Regions from separate parts of the Mus musculus genome. Here region 2 is linked to region 1. The links are chromatin loops, found by intact Hi-C in ENCODE. Cell type or tissue: left cerebral cortex. All regions are shown on one strand.

What was found. A loop is a pair of places that touch in the nucleus more often than their neighbours do. Peaks named below come from ENCODE experiments on the same cell type or tissue, not always from the same donor. Only the 100,000 strongest peaks of a DNase experiment are listed, where the experiment ranks them.
Region 2: it touches region 1 in a loop (2.2-fold over the local background); 6 of 42 quality-filtered maps call a loop at or near these places.

What each region holds. Positions count from the first base shown.
Region 1 is chr4:125,934,414-125,939,413 of GRCm38, forward strand. No RefSeq gene overlaps it. Among named protein-coding and RNA genes, the nearest start is that of 2610028E06Rik, 15 kb to the left of the region's middle. In left cerebral cortex, no CTCF peak of the experiment used is centred here; DNase peaks (open chromatin) are centred at 2,170 and 4,184.
Region 2 is chr4:125,229,781-125,234,780 of GRCm38, forward strand. The region is part of intron 4 of Gm32611 (a long non-coding RNA gene); the gene reads left to right. Among named protein-coding and RNA genes, the nearest start is that of Gm40244, 14 kb to the left of the region's middle. In left cerebral cortex, a CTCF peak has its summit at 2,112 (motif pointing right); a DNase peak (open chromatin) is centred at 2,122.

The sequences.
Region 1 (5,000 bases):
GCGCATGTGTGTAGGGGAGGACACACAGCACATGGGCAGGGTGCAAACTTGGGACTTCCAACTCCAACTCTTCTCAGAGAGTATGTCACAATCTCATGAGGGGTCATGTAACTACATGTGGAGGTTGCAACCAGAAAGAAGAAGAAGAGGAGGAGGAGGAAGAAGAAGAGGAAGAAAGAGAAGAAGAGGAGGAGGAGAGGGAGGAGGAGGAGAAGAAAAAGAAGAAGAAGAAGAAGAAGAAGAAGAAGAAGAAGAAGAAGAAGAAGAAGAAGAAGAAGAGGAGGAGGAGGAATGGGAGGAAAGAGGAGGAGGAGGAGGAGAAGGAGGAGGAAGAGAAGGAGGAGGAGAAGAAGAAGAGGAAGAGGAAGAGGAAGAAATCTGGCAACACTGAGCACTTTCTGAACACACAGTGGTCAAGAGTTAATTAAACCAAAAGCACAGAGACTCCAAGGTGTTGCTTGCTGCCAGTGCTGCACCACGTGGCACCGTGTGACCTCACCACAGCCTCAGTTCTAGCACACAGCATGGGCATTTCAGGCTACATGTGCCATCTCACCGTAGACCAGAGAACATTGCCTGAAAACCCTCACCCAGATTCAAGAGCACCGTACATGGTGGGGACTGTGCTGGTTGCTTTTGTGTCAACTTGACAAAAGCTAGTGCCATTGCAGAAAGGAAGCTCAGTTGAGGAATTGCATCCATGAGATCCAGCTGGCATTTTCCCAGTTAGTGATGGATGGGAGATGGGGGAGGGCCCAGCCCACTGTGAGTGGGGCCATCCCTGGGCTGGTGGTCCTGGGTTCTATAAGAATGAGTGAGCAAGCCATGAGAGCAAGCCAGGAGGCAGCATCCCTCCATGGCTTCTTTATCAGCCCCTGCCTCCGGGTTCCTATCCTGTTTGAGTTCCTGTCCTGACTTCCTTTGGTAATGAACAGTGATGTGGAAGTGTAAGCCAAATAAACCCTTCCCTCCCCAACTTGCTTTTTGGTCATGGTGTTTCATCGCAGCAATAGAAACCCTGACTAAGGCAATACAGTTTTACTCCACACAGTTTCCTGCTCCGATTGAAATGGAATCCTTTAATTACAGAGAACAGAGACTTTCCTCATGTCCCCACCACTACCCTTCAGTGTGTATCGGATTCATGTATCTTTGAATTGTATTGTGCTAGAATGTTTGATTTTTAAAAATTGCTGTTTGAGTTGCTAACTTGAGTTTCATAAAAACTAATTAAATGAGTTCTGGCATGGGATTAGGACAGAATTTCCAACAGCTTCTGAAATGGTCCTAAACACACTTTGGCTGCTTTGTTCTATGTGTTTATGCAAAGTGGAGTTCTCAGAATTGATGATTACAAAACCAAAATATCGATCAACTCTGAAAAACATAGAAGATGCTCCACACTCCACAATACCAAGTATTCCCCTGAGACTCCAGGTTTAGTTCTTTCTTTATTTCTCACAGGGTCTCAAGTAGCACCAGGTGACCTTGAACTCCTTATGTAACTCAGGCAGGCCTTGAACTCCTGATTCTCCTGCCTCCATCTCCCAAGCGTTAGGATTATAGGAGCCACCACACGCAGCTAAACACAAAACTTTTCAAATGTTAAAGAGCTGGGGGGGGGGGGATAACTTGGTCAGATGAGTGTGTTTGCGTTGTGTGCAAGAAGCCCTGGGTTCACTTCCTAGTGTGGCATTAAGACTTGTTTTTATAATGATCTATGAACTTGGGAGAAACCAGAGGGTCAGAAGTTCAAGGTCACCTCCAACTACAAAGCAAGATGTTTGAGCTTTGTAGACAAATTGAAAATTAAGTACAGGCCAGAGAAGATCCTCTAAGCTTCCTCCTCTCACACAGGAACTATTTCTGCCCAGTGTCCTTCTAAACATCAAATCTAAATTCTTTAAGCTACCTATGGCCATGCCAACCCGAACACACCCAATTCCATCTGATTTCAAGCTATAAAGCTCCCTGTTTGGGCAGTTTCCAGATGAGAGGCAAGAGGCTGGCAAAGCCTGCCACACTGGCGAACATTGCCCTCTTGTGTCCCAGGAGCTGCCCCCATCCCATAGAAGTGAGGAGAGAGAGACTGCTCTGGCCCAGCTCCATTTGGGGGCGAGCACCCTCCTCTGATAAGGCATTTTCCTGGCAGTGTTACCAAGGCCCCTTCAGCTCCAAGGACGTGTGGGATGCCTCCAGGCCCAACATATGTGTGGGATCGTCTAAAACAGGGACGGGAAAAGAGGGAAACTGAAATCTGTTCCCCCAGGTCTGTTGTCTCAACAAGCAGCAGCCTCCAGAAACTCTTCTGTAAGAGGCGGTGGGGGCCAAGATTGAAGACGGAATCCCAGTACACGGGTGGGAAAAATAAACCCGGCTAATAAGGGAAAGCTGGCCTGGATCACCCTGCACAGCGGGTTAGGGTCAAAGCCAGGACTAAACTAAAACACCTTCCAGACTGGAATGTGAGGAGAAGGGGGAAGGATTCCTAACGGGAGCAGAGAGAAGAGGGAAGACAGAGCCAGAGGCTAGGGCAGGTGAAGAGGAAATGAAGGGCCGAGAGTGGTGTCAGATTGACAGACACAGCCGTGAGCCTGGTCTCTGGGTCAAGTGAAGGTGGTGGAAAAGTGGACACCTTTGGCTCTGTTCACTCTTACTAATTTCCATCCTTCCTAAGCTAGGCGGAGCCATGTGACCAGTTCAGGCCAATGACTGCACATTTCAGGCCAGCACACCGAACTGCCAAGAAAACCTACTGAGCTTTCTTCCTCTCCCAGCAAATGGTAAATCCAAGATGGCAGCTGTACCACCAGCCAGGTCTGACAGGAGTGACTGAGGTGAGCAGAGATGTTGCCAACCTTTGCTGTCTGTGTTGTCTTCAAGCAATGAGACTCAAGAGTATCTGTTATAGTAAGCCCAACCTGACTGATCTGACACGGAACTCTAGGTTCACACAGTCCATGACCCAATCCCAATTCACTGACTGTCAGAGTGGCCTGGGAAAGTCTTTCCCTCAGGCCTCTGTCTCTTTCATGACCCAGAGCTAGGAAGATGGCAGAATACATACTGTTGCTCTTGTAAAAAACAAAACAACAACAACAAAAGAGACTTGAGTTTGGTCCCTGGCACTGACATCAGGTGGCTCACGGCCACCTATTACTTCATCCCCCAGGGGACCTGATGTATGAGAATTTTCCCATCACTAAGATGGCACAGGGTCTTGAGGAAATGAGGACACAGCCCATTCTGGGGTTCCCAGAGAAAAATCTCTTAAGATGACAGTAAAATGCTTCCTTCAGGGTGCCCACCCATCAGAGTCATCTGAGGCACTGAGACTGCCTCCCAGATCCAGGTGACAGGAAGTAACCAGGATGGGCTCAGGACACCCCAAGACCAAGATCTCAGGACAGATTTATTTGTCCCAGAAGGAATAGTGTCAGGGAATGACAGGAGATAGAGGATGAGGGAGAAGGGAAAGGGAACAAGGGAGAGGGGGAGGGATATTTGTTGGGGATGGGGTTGGGAGGACATGACAAAGGACTGCCTCTGGATAGAGAAAAGACAGACGTGGCCCATAGGCCAATGACAATTCATAGAGGTACAAGGGAAAGCCCCGTGTTAGGATGAGGTGTTTAGTTTTAATTGGGCATGTTAATTAGGTGAGCCAAAGGGACTTTAGATTGCTGGACTTTAATACTTTGATAGCCAGACCTTGGTAGTCAGTCTTAGTCAGAGGAAGTGGTCCAATAAGGGAATAAACCTTGGAGGCTAGCTTTAGGAATGTAATCTATCGTTTTTTTTTTTTTAGCAGGGCAAGGTCTATCAGAGCCATGTTTGCCATGCTCTGGCTGGCTAGAGTCCCTTCAGCCAGGGATCTGTTGTTAGGCCTGGAAGCCTCCACGGAGAGAACCTAAGCGAGGTCTCCTAGAAGCGGCAAGGGAGAGGCTGGGCGGAGTCCACCATGCTTGTTTTCAGAGGATGCTGTGGCAGCTCCTGGGGTGACCTCCTTCCCAGGCAAGTCTGGCTGCCTTGGAGATAAAAGGGCAGGATTCTCAATAATGCAGCTCCAACCCAGCTCTGCTGCAGGCTCCACAGGCTCCCAGCCTGGCGCCTGGGGAGGAATCCAGGGGAGGCCTGACTTCTCCAGCCAGCTCCCCCTGCCTCCACCCACCCACTCCCCTCCCAACCCCGCCACAGAGCCAAGGGGAGAAAAAACACCAAAGAGTGAATTTCTATTTAAAAACAGCTCCTGCTCACCATTTTGGCTGTTCTTACAGGGGGAAAGATTCTGGTCTGTGAATGTGTGTAGGTGTAGGCATGCGCAAGCTCACTGGCAGTGTGACCTCTGAGTACATACATGTGAATCTAAGAGTGTGATATGTGTGTTTACAAGTACCTGTACAGGGATGGTCATGAGTGTGTGTACGTGGGTGTGCTCAATGAAGCTCTTTGGCTCTCCAGGTGATTGTGTGTATATACATGCATACAGGCTCTTTAGAATAGAAACACTTTCTGGTTAAACTACCACCATTAGTTTGGGTTATTTTTTTCCACTAAATTTCCCTAGGAGCTGGGGAGGTGACTCGTTCAGAAAGTGTTAGCCATACAAGCATGGAGACCTATGTTCAGATCCCCATAACCCACACAGAAAGCCAGGCTTAGCCGTACTCTCCTCCCAGGATGGGAGAGGCGCTGATCACATGATCCTGGGGCTTGTTGCTCTAGTGAAAGCAGCAAGCTCTGGGCTCAGTGAGAGGCCCCATCTCAAAAATGGACATCATTGAGAAAGATACCAGCTATCAACTCCTCCCCTCCGCTGTTGTATATGTGCACAGACATCTGTACACACGTGCACACAGACACACAAATAGATGACATACACACAAGCCAGATGTGGTGGTACACAGCTGTCTTCCCAGCACTTACAAGTGGGGGCAAGGAGGATCAGCCTCAGCTACCTGGCAAGTTCCAAGCCAGTCTGGGCTACGGGAGACCCTGTC
Region 2 (5,000 bases), 700 kb before region 1:
CTTTTCTCCCATAGCCCTCCTTGCCTTTTTGAGGCGTTTTTTTGAGCCATCCACGCTTGCTGGAAGCTTCTGTAAGTATCCCAGAATGCCTCAGGTGAGTTTGCAGACGGGACTCCACTGGGACCGGAGCTGTAGGCACAAACCTTTGTCATCTCCTTTCTGCTCTTCTTAAGTATCTCTTTAAAATTGCAAAGCTCCCATGCAGAAAGGCGAGCTCTCCGTGATATTACCAAATGTCTGAGAGCAAATATTTCCCAAGAACTGTGGGGGCGCGAGCAAACACCCTCTTTTTTTCCCCTTTGTTATTCCTGGGCGGAAGCAGATAATGAGTTACCCTTTTCACAATCAGTGCTTGCTGGATTTTTGGCTACATTATTGGGAGCAAATATAAACAGGGTAAGTTAAAGGCATAGATTATTGCAAAATAAAATTGGGATACATGAAGCTTAAAAGTCTTAATTTTAAACCACTCCTCACAATAGGCCAGAAACTTGATCCTCTGTAATTCCCCGCAAACAGCGTTTGCATTTTATTATTGAATGTGTCTTCTCTCGGCCTGGGATGAGATTTGACTCATGTTTTCGCATAAATATAATAAAAGGATGCTTCCCAGCGAATATAGATTTAGGAAATAGTGTTTGCTTATTTCTCTCAATTCAAAAGAGTGCAAACTGGAATCTTTTTTGCTTGTTTCAGTAATTTTTCTTTTAAACACAAAGACTGCCCGTATTGTTTCCTTTCATAGAGACCACAAGGCAGTCTGGGGAGAGTTGTGGTTTTGTCTTTGTTTTTTTGTATTTCTCTCTAGGGAGTGCATAACATACTGTGAATCTACGAGTCAGCAGCTAAGGCTTTCTACTGCCTGGCAGTGGCTGCGGACATTGTGGGCAGGTGTCTGAGGGTCTGTTCAGGCTCAGGACCGCAGCCAGTCAATCTCTTCTGGGACAGGGTCCTACAAGAAGAGGTCAAGCCAAAATCTAAGACCAGCTTCTATGGGTTCTCTTGGTGTTTCTGTGTCTTTCCCAGAAGCCCACAGAGATGATAGTGAGGGCCAATTGCTGGCTGACTCTGTTGCTTGCTCTGTTACTTTTCTGCTGTGATGAAATACCAGGACAGAAGCAATTCCAGGGAGAAAGGGCTTATTTTGGCTTACAGTTCCAGGTCATGGAATTTACCATGGCGTGGACTTAAGGGAGCTGGTAGGGAGCTGGTCACATTGCATTTGCAGTCTAGAAACAGGGAACAAGGAGAACTTGTACTCAGCCAGCTTTCACCTTTTTATGCAGTCTGGGACTTGTGCCGAAGGAATGCTGTCACCCACAGTGGGCGTGTCTTTTCCCTCAACTGACCTAATCAAGATAGGCCCCTAAGGCATGCTCAGAGCCCTGTCTCCTTGGTGAGTCTAGATTCTATCAAGTTTGTAACGCTAGCCATCACTGTCAGTTCTGGACTCACAGTAGCTTTCTTGCATAGGGATGCAAAGAAACAGTGAAGGGCCAGAGCCAAGCCAGAGCCAGTCACTCCCAGGCATGGGATGGTGCCTCTCTGAGCCTTAGTTTTTCCATCTGTAAAATGGGATAATAATAGGATTTACTTTGAAAGATTGGTGTGAAGATCTGCCAGAGGGAAGAGAAATGCATATTTAGAAAGCCACTGCATGTATATGCATATATAGAAAACCTTGCCAGCTAGAAATGGTTCAGATAGTGTCACAGGGTTTGGTGGGGCTAGGCTCACTCTTGGTCTGCCTTACATTAGAGCCAGTTCTCATTGTCTTTTGCTTGGAGAACAGTGCTGAGGATTGAACCTAGGGCCTCACAGAGGTACAATTGCCTTACCACTGAACTATCCACCTAAGTCCCCCAAATGTCATGATTGTAGTTAAAAGCTTTCAGAAAGATTTTCAGCCCAGATCAGATTTCTCAAAAACTAAATATTTGTGCTTTAAATTTCACCACACTCAGTTTTTTCCACAAGTCAGTTATTTGTGCCACTGGTGGCTTCCCTTTGTGTCGGGGCTGCTTCCCCTGGGGCAGGATCCAACTCTCCCACCTCTCTGAGCGAGCACTTCTACCTGTTTAGAATATTCCTCCTGCAATACATACACATTGCCACCAGGTGGCAATAGATTCCCAGACCTCTTCGGGGAGCTTGGCCATAGCAGAGGTATTCCCTTTCCTGGGAAACAGTTGAAAATGGATTTCTATTTATTAAACCAGTTCAATGAGATTAACCTACTTACCACCCCAACTTTAAGCATGGCAAGCGTCGCGGCAGCTAATGAGACAAAATACAAAGTGTTTGGTGCACCCAATTATCTCTTCTTAAGTAATCCCTAAAGAACGGCTAATCCGTGCTCCTTCCCCAGGGAAGCCCCCCTCTCCTGTGTCTCCCCGCTCCCTAGAGCTTCCTTCTGCTCAATGCACAGGCGCTCATTCAGTCCCGAGTATGGTGCCTGCGCTCTGGGGCAGCCCTAAACTGGGGATGTTCTCAGCCAGAGAGGAGAAAGGTGGCGTTCTGGAAACAGCAATGGGTCCCAGAGCCAAAAGACAGGGTCATGGGGATGCATGGACCCGGCTGGGAAGGAACTTGGAGAGGGACTGGGGAATCTGAAGACTTAGGCCTTTACCTAGAGAGATCACAGTTGTGGAGTTTATTGGGTCATGTGACCTGGCATTGGCAAGTCTTTCTATTCTTTAAGATACATTAGATATGTAGATTAAACACACACACACACACACACACACACACACACACACACACACACACCCTGACTTGAAAATTCTGGACCAGATTTAGCTCTGAATGAGTTTGAGGTTTGTGAAAGAGGGGTAGGCAGGAAAGGGCTTAGTGGATATGCAGGACAGAGGGCTGTGTCCACAACTGTGGGAGCCCAGAGGAGCCCCCCCCCCACCCCACCCCCCGCCACTCTGACAGATAAATCCCTCAATCATCATCCACTCAGTAAATATTCACTCTACTCCTGCTGGGCAGAGTTCTGTGCTGACTGCTGGGGATCTGTAGGTGGTAAACAGCTCCCAGCTCCACGGATTGCTGTGCAGCCTAACCAGAGAGACAGATGCCGCCGTGATCTGTGGCATAAGAGTTTGGTTGTGGGTTATCGAGTACCTGACAGATAGGTGCTCAGTGCCTTTGAGATGTGGGTCAGAGAGGGCTTTCTCAAGGAAGCTGTGATCGGCCTGGGGTCTGAAGGGTTAATGGTAGTTTAACTCACCCACTTGCCAGGCCATCCACCCCTTTTCTAGAGGTCACTGGGTGCCCAGTGGGGAAGGTCTAGCCCAGACAAGGTCATGAGCCAGAGAAGGAGTTATTGGTGGTCAGGATGGAGCCCCAAGGGTTGGAGTCCTTCATCCAGTGCTTCTCTGGTCTCCAGAGGGCCGTGTGTATGAGCTGCAGCATTGTCCAGGCTAGCAAAGGCCCTCGAGGCCTTGGGAAGAGCCAGGGAGGGACAAATGGATGCCTCAGATGGTAGAGTCCCAGCCAGCATTTTGGGAAAGATGCTTTGGGTAGAGGATGGCACAGACCCTTGGTTCTCCCCTGGCCAAGAGAGCCCAGTTTCCTTTTATTATTATTATTATTATTATTATTGGCCTTGAACATGTGATTTTCCTGTTTTGACTTCTTGAATGTCTGGTTCTTAGGTCCCATTAAAAGTTTTTGATTGCCGGGCGGTGGTGGCTCACGCCTTTAATCCTAGCTCTTGGGAGGCAGAGGCAGGTGGATTTCTGAGTTCGAGGCCAGCCTGGTTTACAAAGTGAGTTCCAGGACAGCCAGGGCTATACAGAGAAACCCTGTCTCGAAACAAAAAAAAAAAAAAAAAGTTTTGGGGCTGGCGAGATGGCTCAGTGGTTAAGAGCACCGACTGCTCTTCTGAAGGTCCTGAGTTCAAATCCCAACAACCACATGGTGGCTCACAACCATCCGTAACAAAATCTGATGCCCTCTTCTGGAGTATCTGAGGACAGCTACAGTGTACTTACATATAATAAATAAATAAATCTTTAAAAAAAAAGTTTTTGATTGCTTGTTGATCTTGAGACAGAGTCTCATGGATCCCGGGTGGCCTCTGCTGACGACCTTGAACACCTGATCTTCCTGCCTCTGCCTTTGAAAGTCTGAAATTACAAGAATGCACTACCACAATTAGTTTGTTCTGGGCTGGGGGATCAAATCCAGGACCTTGTGCTTGATAGACAAACACTTTACCAACTGAGCTACATCCCCGGCCCATTCAGGGTGTGACATCTCAGGATGAGGAGCGAGGCACAAGATGGAATTGAAAGCCAGAGTCCCCAAGAACAAAGAAAGGGATCAGGGACCAGGGTTAAACCAGGAGTCTGTGCGGGCTAGTTTAATGCCAACTTGACTTAAGCCAAAGTCACCTGAGAAGAGGGAACCTCAGTTGAGAAAATCCCTTCATGAGGTCTGGCTGGAGGCAAGCTTGTAGGACATTTTCTTAATTAGTTACTGATGGGGGAGGACCTAGCTTATTATGGGTGGGGCCATCCTTGGGCTGATGGTCTTGGGTTCTGTAAAAAAAAGCAAGCTGAGCAAGCCATCGAGAGCAAGCCAGTAAGCAGCACCCCTCCCTGTCCTCTGTATCAGCTCCTACCTCCAGGTTCCTGCCCTGTTTGAATTCCTGTGCTGGCCTTCTTCAGTGATGGACTACAATGTGGAAGTATAAGCCTAATGAACCCTTTCCTCTCCGGCTTGCTTTTTGGTCATGGTGTTTCATCATAGCAATAGAAACCCTAATTAGGACAGAGGACTTAGGAGTCAAGACCACAGTTTCTCAGTGTCTGATCAGTAGGGGCAAAGCCCCCAGGTCTGTTCCATATTCCTCCTGCCTCCACCCCTGAGAAGAGGAGCTACGTGATCTTCATGCACAGCTTAGCCCTGAGCCTGGGCATCCTCATGAACTAGAAATTCTGGGTTTGCCTGATGGAGTCAGGTGATCAAGCAGTGGCCTGAGACTAGGA